Linked DNA regions of Mus musculus: region 2 is linked to region 1. The links are chromatin contacts, found by POLR2A ChIA-PET in ENCODE. All regions are on one chromosome and are shown on one strand. Each heading gives the region's core, a stretch centred on a gene start or an enhancer-like site at or near the end of the contact. The rest is flanking DNA. Distances are from core to core; before and after follow the strand shown. Region 1 holds the start of Ndufa7 (NADH:ubiquinone oxidoreductase subunit A7). Region 2 holds the start of B3galt4 (UDP-Gal:betaGlcNAc beta 1,3-galactosyltransferase, polypeptide 4).

Region 1 (6,676 bases), core at 4,042-6,541:
TCCAAAGAGATACCCCCACCCCAAGGAGAGCTGTGACCTTTTCTTGGACTGCCCAGCCACAGCCTCAAGTAAACAGAGCCCCAGACCCATCCATGACGCTTCAAGAGCAAGTGGGTACTCACTCCCATTTCCCCGTATGTAAACTCTTGTTTTCCTGAGCATACAAACTTCACTGACTGTACCTCCTTCTCGAAGAGGGTGAGTGAGGTCCCCGCTCTCCACCTGGTTTCTTTTCTTTTTTTGTTTTTTTGAGACAGGGTTTCTCTGTGTAGCCCTGGCTGGCCTCGAACTGAGAAATCCGCCTGCCTCTGCCTCCCAAGTGCTGGGATTAAAGGCCTGCGCCACCACGACCGGCTCCACCTGGTTTCTTGACACCCTACTTAGAAAGCATTGGCCTCCCTAGGGTCACCAAACATGTCTTATGCACACACACACTATTTTTTGGCCTCTCCCATTTTTTTTCTCACCATTGATTAATTCTTTGTCCTGGTCCTGCCAGAATGCAGCACGCCTTGTGGCCCAGGAATGGTTTCGAGTGTCCAGCCAAAAACGCTCTCAGGCAGAGTCTGTGGCTGGGGTTCTTCGAGGGGTGAAAAGCCTGGGGCCTGAGCTGCTGGCTTATGTGGTGAACCTGGCTGATGGCAATGGAAACACAGCTCTGCATTACAGCGTGTCTCATGGGAATCTCGCCATTTCCAGCCTGCTACTGGATACAGGTCAGAGTTGTGGAGAAGAGGGCTAAGGCAGGTGAAGGTTGGATCACTGAGGGGCACAGATGAGTAGCAGAGGGTCCCATTGAGCCTCTCTTAAGTTATTCTTGGTGGCTGTTCACTTGGCCAAAGTCAGCACTGGGTGTTTTCTTCTGACTCCCTACTTTGTTTTCTGAAGCTGAACTTCCTATTGAACCTAGAGCTGTTTGACCAGCAAATCCCATCTGTTTCCATCTCCCCAGCCTTGGAGTTGCAAATGGTGCTCAACTTTCTATGTATGTGCTGGGATCCAAGTGTGGTCCTCAAGCTTGCAGTAGTTCTAACCCCTCTGTGCACCCAGACATAAGGCGTACCAGACATAACCCATCAAGGCCTTATGCCTTGATATCTAGCCCCTGCCTGGCCTCAAATCTGTGACCATGTTGCTTCTGCCTTCCAAATACTGAAATTACAGGGATGTAGAGGCCTTTTGATATTATTATATCTTCAGCTGTTCTGAGCTAGCTCCCCAGCCCCAATAACAATCAGCTTTGAGACCAGAGACCTCAATTTAGCACCTTCCTCCCTGGGTATATTATCTCTAGGCCTTGACATTTCCTTTTTTTCCTGAGACACTGTCTGTAGTTCCGGCTAGCCTGGAACTCACGAAAGATCCACCTGTCTCTGCTGGAATTAAAAGCATATACCTAAGCCTTGCTGTTTCCTGAGTTTTTGGGCTCCACTGTCTATCCCCTGGGGGGCGGGTGCTGCTCACACTGTTAAGGTTGACTGTCATCAAGCTGTTTACTTGCCTCCTGCCTAACTCTGCCTCATCTTATTGCCCCACTGAGGCAAATACACTCAGGTGGCTATTCATAACTATCAAATCTAGTGTATACTAGCACCATCCTTGAGTGACCACTCATAATTGTTTTGCTTATGAAACAACATAGAGGGTACCTATTACTAACCTTTACCTGTTACTAACTTCATTATTCTCTTTGTTGGGACCTTCACCTCAGCATGGCACTTTTTTTTTTTTTTTGAGTCTTACAAATTGCTCAGCCCTGGCTGCTCTAGAATGTGCTCTGTAGATTAGGCTGGATTTGAACTGCCTCTTCCTCCTAAATGCTGGGATTAAAGGTGTGTGCCACCATCACCTGGCCAAGTTTAAAAAAATTACTAAATTTTACTTTACTTTTTGAGACAAGGCTCACTGTATAGGCCTGGAACTATATAGCTCAGGCTGGCCAATATTTTAAGTGCTGGAATTACATATCTGGCAAATTCTCCAGTGTTTAAGTCTGTGTCCTTGTTCTTAAAGCATGTATGAGTGGACCTGAGGAGAAATAATTAGCAAATCTTATTTTTAAAGAGGGACAGACACAGGAAAGAACACTTAGCATTTTCAGAGTACATGTAAGCCAGTGGTTTATTTCTGGGGCTATGAGTAGTAGAGGCTACAGGACCTTACTGGCTGCCAACCTAGGTAGGGAACACTCAGGTCTCTCTAATCTCTGTATTTAGTTCTTACACATAGCCACACCATGTATGCACAAGAATGCAATTGGCTGAGGGACAAGGGATGTAGTCCTGTCAACTGGGAGAGTTCTTACCCAGCAGTCTCAGTGCTGGGGAGCTGGAAGCAGTACAAGTTCATTGGTTGTCATTGTCTGTGGTCAGCTTGGGATAAAAGATGCCTACCCACCATCTGTGATTTGGAGACCCAACACTGCCCCCCCCCAACAAATCAGTGCATTTGAGGCTTACATGAAGTGACTAACCTTTCTTCTTCCCAGGGGTCTGTGATGTGAATCACCAGAATAGAGCTGGCTACTCTGCCCTCATGTTGGCTGCACTCACTTCTGTAGGACAAGAGGAGGAAGACATGGCTGTGGCCCAGAGACTTTTCAGTATGGGTGATGTCAATGCCAAGGCTAGCCAGGTGCAATGGACACTCCAGTCCTGATGGGTGGGTAAGGTGGTGTCCCTTTCTACTTTTAAAATACTCGAGACCTCCTTTTCTCTTTTCCCAGACTGGACAGACAGCCCTCATGCTGGCCATCAGCCATGGCCACCAGGACATGGTAGCTGCCTTGCTAGAATGCGGGGCTGATGTCAATGTACAGGATGCTGATGGGGCCACAGCACTGATGTGTGCCAGCGAGTATGGACGCCTTGATACAGTTCAATTGTTGTTGGCCCAGCCAGGTTGTGACCTAACCATCTTAGACAATGTGAGCCACTAGCAAGGGCCTGGAGTAGTGGTGGTGGTTGCCTCTGTAGCCCAGGGACCAATGTCCTATTACTTCTCAGGAGGGCACAAGTGCCCTGGCCATTGCACTGGAGGCTGAACAGGATGAGGTGGCTGCACTGCTCCATGCCCACCTGACATCAAACCACCAGGTAAGTGTGGTCCCCAAGAAACAAAGATGTTAAGCACCTTCAGAAGACCAAAGATGGAGAAACTGCCAAACAGGTCAGTTATTTCATGCAAGACTCAAATGGGGATGAGCAAGTGCTGGGTCTCCTGCATCACTGATCCCAGTTATTTACCAACCAAGCTAGGGTAGGTATCTAACATGGATTCAACCTAGGAAGCTTGGAAGATTGTTTCTTATTTCTTCCATCCTTCTACTGCACTGCCCCCCAGTGGGTGTCTGAAACTAGCCTTTTGCCTATAGGACCCCTTTTCTTTGTTCTAGGGACAGTCTTCCACAGGGTCTCCCACTGCAAAGGAATGCAATGACAAATGAGGAACCTCTACCTCTGTGAGCTGCTAACTACATCTAGACTCTCTCTGCTGTCTGAATCACAGCAGGGCACCTTGAGAAGATGCTCCCTCTAGCTTGTTAGGATGCTGAGGGGAAAGAGTGAGGCAAAGCCTGGGTAATGCCATATCCCTCAACTCACTTCATGAAACATCCTAATAAAAGTATTTCTACTAAGTTCGTATTGTGTGGATGGAAGCAGTAGGAACAAACACCTATGGGGAGGGGGGCTTTCAAAGCAGAGTGCATGGTCACTGGAGTTTTTATAAAGCCAAGACGCTGCTGGAAAAACCAATTTCTAGACAAGAATTAATATAAATGCTTTATTTAACAGTTGCAGATCATTCCGTGGGCTAAGTAGTGGATATCCAGAACCCTGTAAACAGACCCAAGCATTAGATAGAGTGCCTTTCTTACCTCCTAACAAGTCCCTCCCAAGGGTTGCCACTTACCCACCAGCTGCAAGATTAACGCAACCTTCGAGCTTCTCTTTCTGACTCCAATAGGGTGAGCACGTCACCCTCTCGAACGGGGCCTTTGACATTTCGGATGATAGAGCGGCTGGTGTCATCCATGAATTCCACTCGCACCTACAAGCCCAATACAAGAGTTAAATGCTGCTACTTACTAGTGGGGTGGAAAGGTAATATGGACCAGAGCCTGGGACAGGGGCTGGTCAGGTCAGATGGTTCAGCAGTTACAAGCATTTGTTACTCTTAAGGTCTCATTTGCCAGACCAAAGGCATTGAATCACTCACATGATAGGGTCTCTGTAGCCTGATCTGACCTTGAAATCCTGTGATCCTTCTGGAATTACAACACCCTCCCCACTTACAATTTTATCTGGGTGCCTCCAACTTACTTCAGGCTGGCCCTGATCTACGGGTCCCCCTACCTTAGTTTCTTAATTAGCTGTGATGGGAGACCTGGGTATAAGCCAGGGGAACGAACGGTCAGGGCATCTTTAGCCTAGGCTTGTCTGTCTCCTGGAGTAGGTGAGATGCCCTACCGTTCTTGTTCTATGTGGTGGACCGAGGCAAGCACACTATCAACAGTGGCCCAGGTTTTTTCGGTACTGGATCATTTTGTAGCCTAAGCTTGACTGGAACTCCAAGTGAACTTCCTTAGACATCTTTAATTACTAGCTTTGAGTTCAGTACTCAAGTTTTTTCGGGTTCTTTGTATGGTAAGCAAGTCTACTACTGACACACAGGTCCCGCCAACTCCACCTCTTTAAAAACCAAATCTTTTAGCTGGGCAGTGGTAGCCCGCGCCTTTAATCTCAGCACTTGGGAAGCAGAGGCAGGCGGATTTCTCAGTTCGAGGACAGCCAGGGTTACACAGAGAAACCCTGTCTAGAACACCCCCCCCCCCCCAACAAAAAACCACCAAAGCTTTCAAAGGCAGTCTTACTACGGTATCCGCGTTTCTTACAAAGTCATATCCTCCCTGAACCTAGCTACTAGAATTAAACGTCACCAAATCCAGTTATAATCCTGGTACTCGGGAGGACTCCGCTCCGACCCCAGGAAGTGGTCCGAATGTTCCCATCACTCACCTGCGTGCACTGTCCCTGCGAACCGGTCCTGCCCAGCACTTTGGTTACCTACAGGAAATAAGGGAAAGTTAGGCTCGACATGTTCAGCTTTCTTCTCTCTTTATTCAGGTTTCTAAACACCCGCAGTCGCCTCACCCTAGCCAGCTTGATGGGCTGCACGCGACTCGTGTCCATGATGGCGGCGATCTGGCGGAGAGGAGTCACGTGAGCAGGGGATGCCTTTTATAGTCGGCTCTGACCACGCCTCACTTTCGCTCTCGCGAGACCGCACGCGGTACCCAGGAATCCTCGGGACAGAGTCGTCACCAGCGTCCTTCGGAGCGGAAGGAATATGGCGTCCGCTACTCGCGTTATCCAAAAGCTGCGGAACTGGGCGTCTGGGGTGCGTGTGCTGTTCCGATCCGGGCCGGGAAGGATTTGGGTTCTGTACGCCCTTGAATCCTATCCCCCTTAACATCTCCTTAGTTCAGTGGATAATCCAGGATCCCTGAATTTGTGACTCCAGTAGTCAGACTCAAGGTCCTAAATGTTTTTGGCCGGGTTACTGGGATTTCCTTGGCCTTAGATTGCCTGGCTTTAGCTCCCCCCCGCCCCGCCCCTCTTCCTATCCCTTTCTCTCTTCGCCTCATTTGTCTCCCACGTGAGACCAGGTGTTTCCTCATCCCCCGTATCAGCTTGGAATCTTTGTTTGTTTGTTTGTTTTTGTTTTTGTTTTTCTTTTTCGAGACAGGGTTTCTCTGTGTAGCCCTGGCTGTCCTGGAACTCACTTTGTAGACCAGGCTGGCCTTGAACTCATAAATCCGCCTGCCTCTGCCTCCCGACTAGGATTAAAGGCATGCGCCACCACGCCCGGCTATCAGCTTGGAATCTTGTGCCCCTGTTTTTGGAAGGCTGAGGACCAGTTTTTAGATTTTGGAAGAAAACAAAGAGGTCAGGGAAGCTGTAGATCTCTGCAGCTCCTGGGAGGTTGGAGATGGATAAGAGGAGAGATAATTTAGGGTCCAAGAAAGGAGGTATATCTAGCACTGGAGCTTAGTAAGCAACTGTTTGGGTGAGAATTCCCATAATGTTAGGGTAAGCACGTTTAGTATATTGACCCATATACAGAGGAGATTTTCTTTAAAAGGAAGGCTTTTTAGGTTAGATCTTGGAAAGGCTGGAAACTTAGCCTTAAAGTTTTGTAAGCCATGCCCTTGCCTTTCTTCATATGCATGACTTGTAAACTTACCCTAACTGGCTACTTCTGTTCGCTAACCCTATCCTGGGGTTCCCTAGTTTCTGACTTCTTCTCTCCTCCCACAGCAAGACCTGCAGGCGAAGCTACAGCTGCGCTACCAGGAGATCGCCAAGCGGTGAGCAGGCCGTGCTTGCTGCCTTCATCCTGACATTCTTCCACCAAACCCAAGGCTGGCCATAGTGGTACAGTCTTTAATCCCAGCACTCGGGAAACAGGCAGGCTGAGTTCTGAGTTCAAGGCCTGCCTGATCTACATGATGGGTTCCAGGTTAACCCCTGTCTAATAAACAAACGTGAAAAAACAACCCTAAATTTGCTGTTCTCTTGAACTTTCCTTGGAGAATTGAGCAGAGATCTTTCTTGTCAGGCTGTGAAAGCAAAAATTTAACTTTTAACTTCATTGGGTTGTCTTGGAATAGTTA
Region 2 (7,072 bases), core at 4,145-6,644, 130 kb after region 1:
AAGTCCTGCCTTGCCGTGCACCTCGGGGCGCTTGTGCTGTCTGTGCCCTCTCCTCACAGGCTTGGTGCTGCCAGCCCTGCAGGGCACATCTGTGCTGTTCCAGAGGACACTACTCCCTTTGCTGATGATCGGGGATTTTCTACATTAAGTTTGTGCATCATTGTAGCTTTTTCTTTTTTTAGAACCTAAACACACCAGTAAATGAGGTGGGGTAAGGAAAAGCCCAAAGTTATCTGCTCACTTCCAAGATGCTGAGATCGCTTTGGCTGCCATCATTGTCTTGTGAACAAGTAATTTGGTTTTGCCCATTCTCCCCGTCGGCATCTTGGCCATGGAGAGTAGGGAAGTATGTCTGTGCCTTCAGTGGCCACTAGGCCTGAGCTGTAGTTCACCCTGCTTGGGCCCACAACTCTCCTGCCCAGGGCTTCATTGCCTGGTCCGTACCGCAGTCCTCAAAGTTTTGGCTCTTCAGCCTATCTCTGCTTATTGCTAGGTCTGCTCAGACTACAGGTGAGGCTGATCTCTTCCCCAAGGCCACCTGGGGAAACCATCGGGATAACATTGAGCCAGCATCTGGAGGCTGAAGTACTTCTCAGAAAATGCTTCTGTACCCACTGTATCCCGGGTTAGGTGTCAGAGCCACCTGAGTGTGTGGCACTGTCCAGGATCTCTCATTTCTGGTTTGTACCAGTGGCTTTTTTGGCATGGTACATGGTCAAGCCCTGGGCTTGGAGCTCACTATGTTTGCTATGTGGACAAGACTGGCCTTGAACTCACCGAGGCCCACTTAAGTGCTGGGATTAAGGCCACACACAACCATGCCTAACCCAGTGGCCTTTTTGTCCTGCTGGGGCTCTACTGAACTTTGTCACCCGGTGAACCTCTACTCAGAAGTTTTCTGTCCCTTGCTGGCTCCAAAGTCAAGGCAAGAGACCCTTTGGTCCCTTGGCAAGGCTCATCAACTTTAGCTCCTTTCTTAGCCTCTGAAAGAAAATAGTTTATACTTGGGGATTTGGTTAAACATAGTATACTCTGTGTGTGTAACTTTGCTTCCTTTTAGGATTTTCTTTCTTTCTCTCTCTCTCTCTCTTTATTTATTTATTTATTTATTTATTTTTTTGGTTTTTCAAGACAGGGTTTCTCTGTATAGCCCTGGCTGTCCTGGCACTCACTTTGTAGACCAGGCTGGCCTTGAACTCAGAAATCCACCTGCCTCAGCCTCCCGAGTGCTGGGATTAAAGGCGAGCGCCACCATGCCCAGCTTATTTTTGGTTTTTCAAGACAGGGTTGCTAGGCACCTCTGTGCAGCCCTGGCTGTCCTGTAACTCACTCTGTAGAGCAGGCCTGCCTCTGCCTCCGCATGGCTGGTATTAAAGGCATGCGCTACCACACCAACCCAGGGAGATTTTCTTGAGAAACACAGTCTTCAGTTACATCACTTCTGGAGAAGACGCTGTGGCACTGACTTCAGGAAACCCACACAGCCCTTTTCCTCTTCTGTATTCCCACCTACCCTGAAGACAGACTTCTGCTTTCTGTCTGCCATCACAGCTCGGCTCTTTTGCCAGGGAAGGCCTCTGTTTAAATACTTGGCACTGTTATTGTGTCACTGTGCTGCACTCTGAAGTAGAATGTCGCTCAGGTGCAGGCTGGCATGTGTTTGGCAGAGCTGTGACTTGGGAGCAGTGTAGTGCCAGGAAGCAGGCACCAAAGTAGGCTTGGGCAGGATAAAGATAGCAGAACTGTCTGTCTAGCAGGCGTGAGGCCCCGAGTTCAAACTCCCCTCTCCCCGACCACATCAAAACCCCAAAAGAAACAGGCTTGATTTGATGTCTGTCTCAGCCACTCCCTAACCCAGGTTTCCTCTCTGGCTTTGAAAACAGTGGGGCACACACACTTAATCTCAGCCTTTGGAGGTACAGGTAGGCTGATCTCTGTGAGCTCAGGGCTCCGTGGTGAGACAGTCTCAAAACAACCAACAAGTAATGGAAACGGGTCCGTTGTATGAGGCATGTGGTGTGGAGGGTGGGACTAGTCTTCCTTCATGTTCACAGTAGATACTTTGGACTTGGCCACAGGCTCTGGTCAATCCCCACGAGAGGCTAATTGATCCATGTCCCACACAGGTACATGGCCACCTCTGGTCTGGACCACCAGCTGAAGATCTTTGACTTGCGAGGGACATTCCAGCCCCTGAGTTCCCGGACCTTGCCCCAGGGAGCAGGGCACTTGGCCTTTTCCCAGCGGGGACTGTTAGTTGCGGGAATGGGTGATGTGGTCAACATATGGGCAGGGCAGGGCAAGGCCAGCCCACCCTCCCTGGAGCAGCCCTACCTCACCCACCGGCTCTCAGGCCACGTGCATGGGCTCCAGTTCTGCCCCTTTGAAGACGTGTTGGGGGTGGGGCACAGTGGAGGCTTCACCAGCATGCTGGTCCCTGGTGAGTGGCCCAGCGTCATTACAAGTGTGAGAGGCCGTGGGCCGGTCAGTCCAGAGTTGCAGGACGAGGTTCAGCTCCATGCTCTTCCCTCTCTGCCTCCCTCCCTCAGGGGCTGCGGAGCCTAACTTTGATGGTTTGGAGAATAACCCATACCGGAGCCGGAAGCAGCGCCAGGAATGGGAGGTGAAGGCCCTGCTGGAGAAGGTGAGCTGTGCTGGAGCCCGGCCCTCCCTGGCTCCCATCCCTTTCTGGTGTCACCTCCCCGTGGCTCCTTACACATCGCTGTCCTGTGACCCTCGCAGGTACCTGCAGAGCTCATTTGTTTGAACCCCCGAGCCCTGGCAGAGGTGGATGTGGTCACTCTGGAGCAGCAGAAGAAGGAGCGGATAGAGAGACTGGTATGGAGCCACCTGCTATGTGCGCAGCCCGAGTGTCCAGCCCTCGCCTCTATACCCCACCCCATCCTGAAGTGCAGCGCAGGATATAGGTGCTGCCAGGGCACTGGGCCTGCTGTTGACCTCCTTCATGTCCCATGCCAGGGCTATGATCCAGACGCCAAGGCTGCCTTTCAGCCCAAGGCCAAGCAGAAGGGCCGAAGCTCTACGGCGAGCCTAGTGAAGAGGAAGAAGAAGGTCATGGACCAGGAGCACAGGGTATGTGAGCTCGGGCGGGTGTTGGCATGCACGCCTGCAGCCTTATCAGCCTATGCTCAGTGCCTTACGCTCCTTTCCCACCTTGTTCCAGGACAAAGTCCGGCAGAGCCTTGAGCAGCAGCAGCAGAAGAAAAAGCAGGATATGGCCATGCCTCCTGGAGCCCGTCCCTCTGCACTGGATAGATTTGTACGACGAGCCAGAGAAGGCGGTCTCCAAGTTGACCCTTAGGGGCCAGAGTGCTCAGTGGGCAAAGGCACTTGATGCCAAACTTGAGTTCAGTTCCCAGAAAACACGTTTGGCAGGAGAAAACACACAAGTGTCTTTTTACCTTTCCATGCCCACATGGGGCAGCGCGCACACACACACACACACACACACACACACACACACACACATATATAAAGGGAACACAAAGATCCATAGGGAAATTGTCCCATGTGCCTTACATCTTAACTGGGTAGGAGCAGACAGCTCCTTGGGTGTGTGGGCATTAAACAAGGTTTCTGGAGACGTGTCTGGACCATCCTGTAGGTCTGCTCTTCCCTGTGTGGCTATTCTAGACTCAGCTCACTGCCCTGCCTGTCTCCCCACCACTGCCCAAGCCTTCACCCTAGAGGGGGGCGTTATCCCCATTGTGGTTGTCGCAAAGACCAACATGCAGCAGTACTGAAAGCTCTGGGCTCTCCAGGTGTGCTGGGGGCCTGGTGAAGACGCTGCACTTGAGGTAGAGAGACATGTTTATTGGACCCTTGTCCCTGCTTGTGAGTCCCCTTCCCGCCCTTGGCTTTATCCCTCCCCGGAGCTGGCAGGCCAGGGCCCAAGTTTATCTTGGTAAACTTGGTTGGTTGCAGCTTCAGAGTTTGCTGTGAGAAAATGGAGGAACTAGATCACCACAGGGATCTGCAGCCTCTGCACCAACTTTGGGGAAAGGTCTCTGAGGTGCTGTTTTCTGTGGGTTCTCAGCTACTGAACCAGGCTATGAACCGGCACCTCAAGGTACCCAGAAATCCCTGGAGCCAGGAGCAAAAGGGTGCAGTCCTCTCCCCATTCATGCCGCTCACCAGCTTCCAAGCTTCCTGCATTTGCCAGGGATCCACCTTGTGGGATGTCAGCAGGAACTTCCCGTAACAGCACCGATCCAAGGGGTAGTGGGTAGCACCAGCCAATTTGACACAGTGTGTGGGGGCAAGGCCCCCTCGCCTTGCACTTACTCCCACAAAGACATCCTCTAGAGGTAGAGGTGGGGCCCGGCTGGCCACCTTCAGGATGAGCTGCACAGCAGAGATGGACAGTACATATCCTGTGCCCGAGGCATAGGGTGGAAAAGGACCCCAGTTTTCCGGCCACAGTTCTTCTGACACATGGTGCCGGGACTCTGGTGTCCGAGTGGGTCTCACCCTCCAGTGCACCCTGCCTAAATACAGAAGGGGCACTGCCTGGCCTCTGTGCTCTTCATGGATAGCTGTTGTCTCTTCCTGGGCCTCTTTGCCCTTCTGCCATTGCTCCGAAGGCCCCCCTCTTTGTATCAGCTCTGACACCAGCTCTGGGACGTTGACATACACGTCATCATCCGTCTTGAGGATGTAGCGGGCCATAGGACAGTATTTGTTCACCCAGTTCAGTCCACTGAGGGTCTTGAGGGTGAGGTTGCGGTAGGAATCCTGGAAGGAGGCCTGCAAGATATCCCTGTGTGCTGCTGACTCTGAGGACAGGTCAGCAAGCTGCTGTCTTCTAGGTTTTCCCAGGAGGAAGAGCGTCTGCACTCTGAAACCCCGGGCTTCGCGGATGGCACCCCAAGATGCCCGAATGGCGTTTCTCTGGTTCAGGTGCTCCGGGGCCGTACACACCAGGATGAGCAGGAAGGGAGGGGGTCCGGAGCCACCACAGGCATGAGAGTTAGAAATCAAGAGGCGGGGCAGGGCGAGGGGCGGTCCTGGCGAGGCTGGGGCCGGCAGCAGGGATGCCAGGGACAGGCTCAGCAGCTCCTCCCCCAAGCCTGAAGGTCCAAACAGGGTCCAGATGATCACCAGTAGTAGGACCGCCAGGAGGACGCGCCGGAAGAGGCTGAGGGGCATGGCGTGCCGCAGAGACCTGTGGGCACAGCTGTTAGAGCGTGGGGAGGTGGGAGGACGGCTTTAACCAGCTGCTGCTGAGGAGACGCGGTGACCCATGCGCGGGGCTCTGGCGCATCACAGATGCTGTTCTCCAGATGCTGTCGTGCAATGCGGCCCTGGCCCACCACAGCTGGCCCCGGAAGGCTTCGTTTCCCTAGCTAGCGTGCACGCGGAACTCCGCTCCATCCCGCCCCTCCCCGCACCTTCCCATCATGCCTCTCTAGGCCGGAAGCCGACAAGCGGCGTGCATTTCACATAGGTCCAGCCCTTCCCGGTCCGTCCCTACTGTAAAGCACGCGGAATACCAGGCTGCTTTTCTAGAGCAGCCAGCATCTGCTGTTAACTCACCCGAGCAGCAGCATCTGGCGGAGCTGTAGCCACTTCACAACAGCTTAGCACGGCTACGGCAGGAGACTCAATTGAAGCCTGCCCAAGCTTCCCCTGGAGGTTTTCAACACCGGCTGCCCCACCTTTAACAGTGGTTGCCGCCCAGTTTGCTGCACCTAAGGCAGTCTCCTTGTGAACACCCAACAGAAAGGGAGGAGCAAACACCAGCAGGAGCCTATGAGGGACATTTCCGTTCAAGTGCACCAAGAGCACTGTACCCAGAAGGCACCTGCAGCCAGATTAAACTACCAGAGCTCAGGATCGCTGTGGCATTAAGTACTATCAGATGGAAGACAAACTGAGACGGAGGTCATAGGTATATAAACTATTTATTAACAGCAAAGGCCCAGAGACTCATTTCTTCTTGGATACACCCACAGTTCGGCCCCTGCGGCCAGTGGTCTTGGTGTGCTGACCGCGGACACGAAGGCTGCAGAAGAAAAAGATACAGGTCACAGAGCAGCAGGAGGCGAGCCGGTGGACTGTGCAGCCTGATTGGGAGTGGGCAGCTTAAGCCTCATCACCCACTTACCCCCAAAAGTGGCGCAGCCCTCTATGGGCTCGAATTTTCTTCAGCCTCTCCAGGTCCTCACGCAGCTTGTTGTCTAGACCGTTGGCCAGAACCTAGATTTTGAGACAGGGGAGACAACTTTATCTCCTGATTCTGCACCCAGTTTTAACGGACAACCCGTGTCCACCAGTCCCCTAACACACCTGGCTGTACTTCCCATCCTTCACATCCTTCTGTCTGTTCAGGAACCAGTCTGGGATCTTGTACTGTCGTGGGTTCTGCATGATGGTGATCACTCGCTCCACCTCATCCTCCGTGAGTTCTCCAGCCCTCTTGGTGAGGTCGATGTCTGCTTTCCTCAACACCACATGAGCATATCTCCGCCCCACGCCCTGAGGTCAAAAGTTTGGGCTATTAGACTTTTGTTTTTAAAGATCTGAGTACAGAGTTTTCAGAGATACCAGAGGGTATCAGAATCCATTACAGATGGTTGTGAGCCACCATGTGGTCACTGGGAGCCTCTGGAAGAAGTCATAGCTTTTAACAGCTGGATTCTCTCTCTAGCCCAGTCTATTTGTGTCTTATGTTTGCCTGCATTGTATGTCTGTGTGTCTGTGGCACACTGACCAGAGGCCAGAAGGCGCTGATGTTCTGGAACTGGAGTTAATGGTTGTTGAGTGTTGGGTCATTGAACCTGGATCCTCTGGAAGAGCAGCTAATGCTCTAACAGCCAAGCCACCTCTCCAGCCCCCTCACACACACCCTATTACTCAAAAGCAGAGGGGCTGTGCAGATGTTATCCCAGCTCCCTGAACTCGGGACTGCTATGGCCAGCCTAAGTTAGAGATCCTGTCATTTTTCAGATCACTTTCCAGAGACAAAGCCTGCCTACTAACTGAAGGGAACGCTGTTCGGGCCACACTGGACATGTGTCACAAACTCAACAAAAGCAGCACAGATGAACAA

Evidence for each region. ChIA-PET counts read pairs that join two places held with the same protein, here RNA polymerase II (POLR2A).
Region 2: POLR2A ChIA-PET joins it to region 1 with 71 read pairs in embryonic stem cell. The contact joins the promoter of B3galt4 here to the promoter of Ndufa7 in region 1. POLR2A ChIA-PET finds 5 or more read pairs at or near these places in 5 of 5 experiments (Patski and embryonic stem cell).

The regions. Positions count from the first base shown.
Region 1 is chr17:33,819,281-33,825,956 of GRCm38, forward strand. Ndufa7 (NADH:ubiquinone oxidoreductase subunit A7) reads left to right here and starts at 5,292. Exons shown (of 4, transcript NM_023202.4): 1 at 5,292-5,400; 2 at 6,321-6,370. The coding sequence starts at 5,350. Rps28 (ribosomal protein S28) reads right to left here and starts at 5,282. Exons shown (of 4, transcript NM_001355384.1): 1 at 5,154-5,282; 2 at 5,019-5,066; 3 at 3,913-4,050; 4 at 3,756-3,836. The coding sequence starts at 5,192. The coding sequence ends at 3,928. It overlaps Kank3 (KN motif and ankyrin repeat domains 3), which reads left to right. Exons shown (of 11, transcript NM_030697.3): 7 at 500-716; 8 at 2,489-2,634; 9 at 2,726-2,926; 10 at 3,006-3,095; 11 at 3,395-3,637. The coding sequence ends at 3,445.
Region 2 is chr17:33,946,094-33,953,165 of GRCm38, forward strand. B3galt4 (UDP-Gal:betaGlcNAc beta 1,3-galactosyltransferase, polypeptide 4) reads right to left here and starts at 5,395. Exons shown (of 1, transcript NM_019420.2): 1 at 3,819-5,395. The coding sequence starts at 5,169. The coding sequence ends at 4,054. Rps18 (ribosomal protein S18) reads right to left here. Exons shown (of 5, transcript NM_011296.3): 3 at 6,310-6,498; 4 at 6,128-6,219; 5 at 5,905-6,025. The coding sequence ends at 5,950. It overlaps Wdr46 (WD repeat domain 46), which reads left to right. Exons shown (of 15, transcript NM_020603.2): 11 at 2,127-2,440; 12 at 2,550-2,644; 13 at 2,743-2,838; 14 at 2,980-3,093; 15 at 3,185-3,602. The coding sequence ends at 3,322.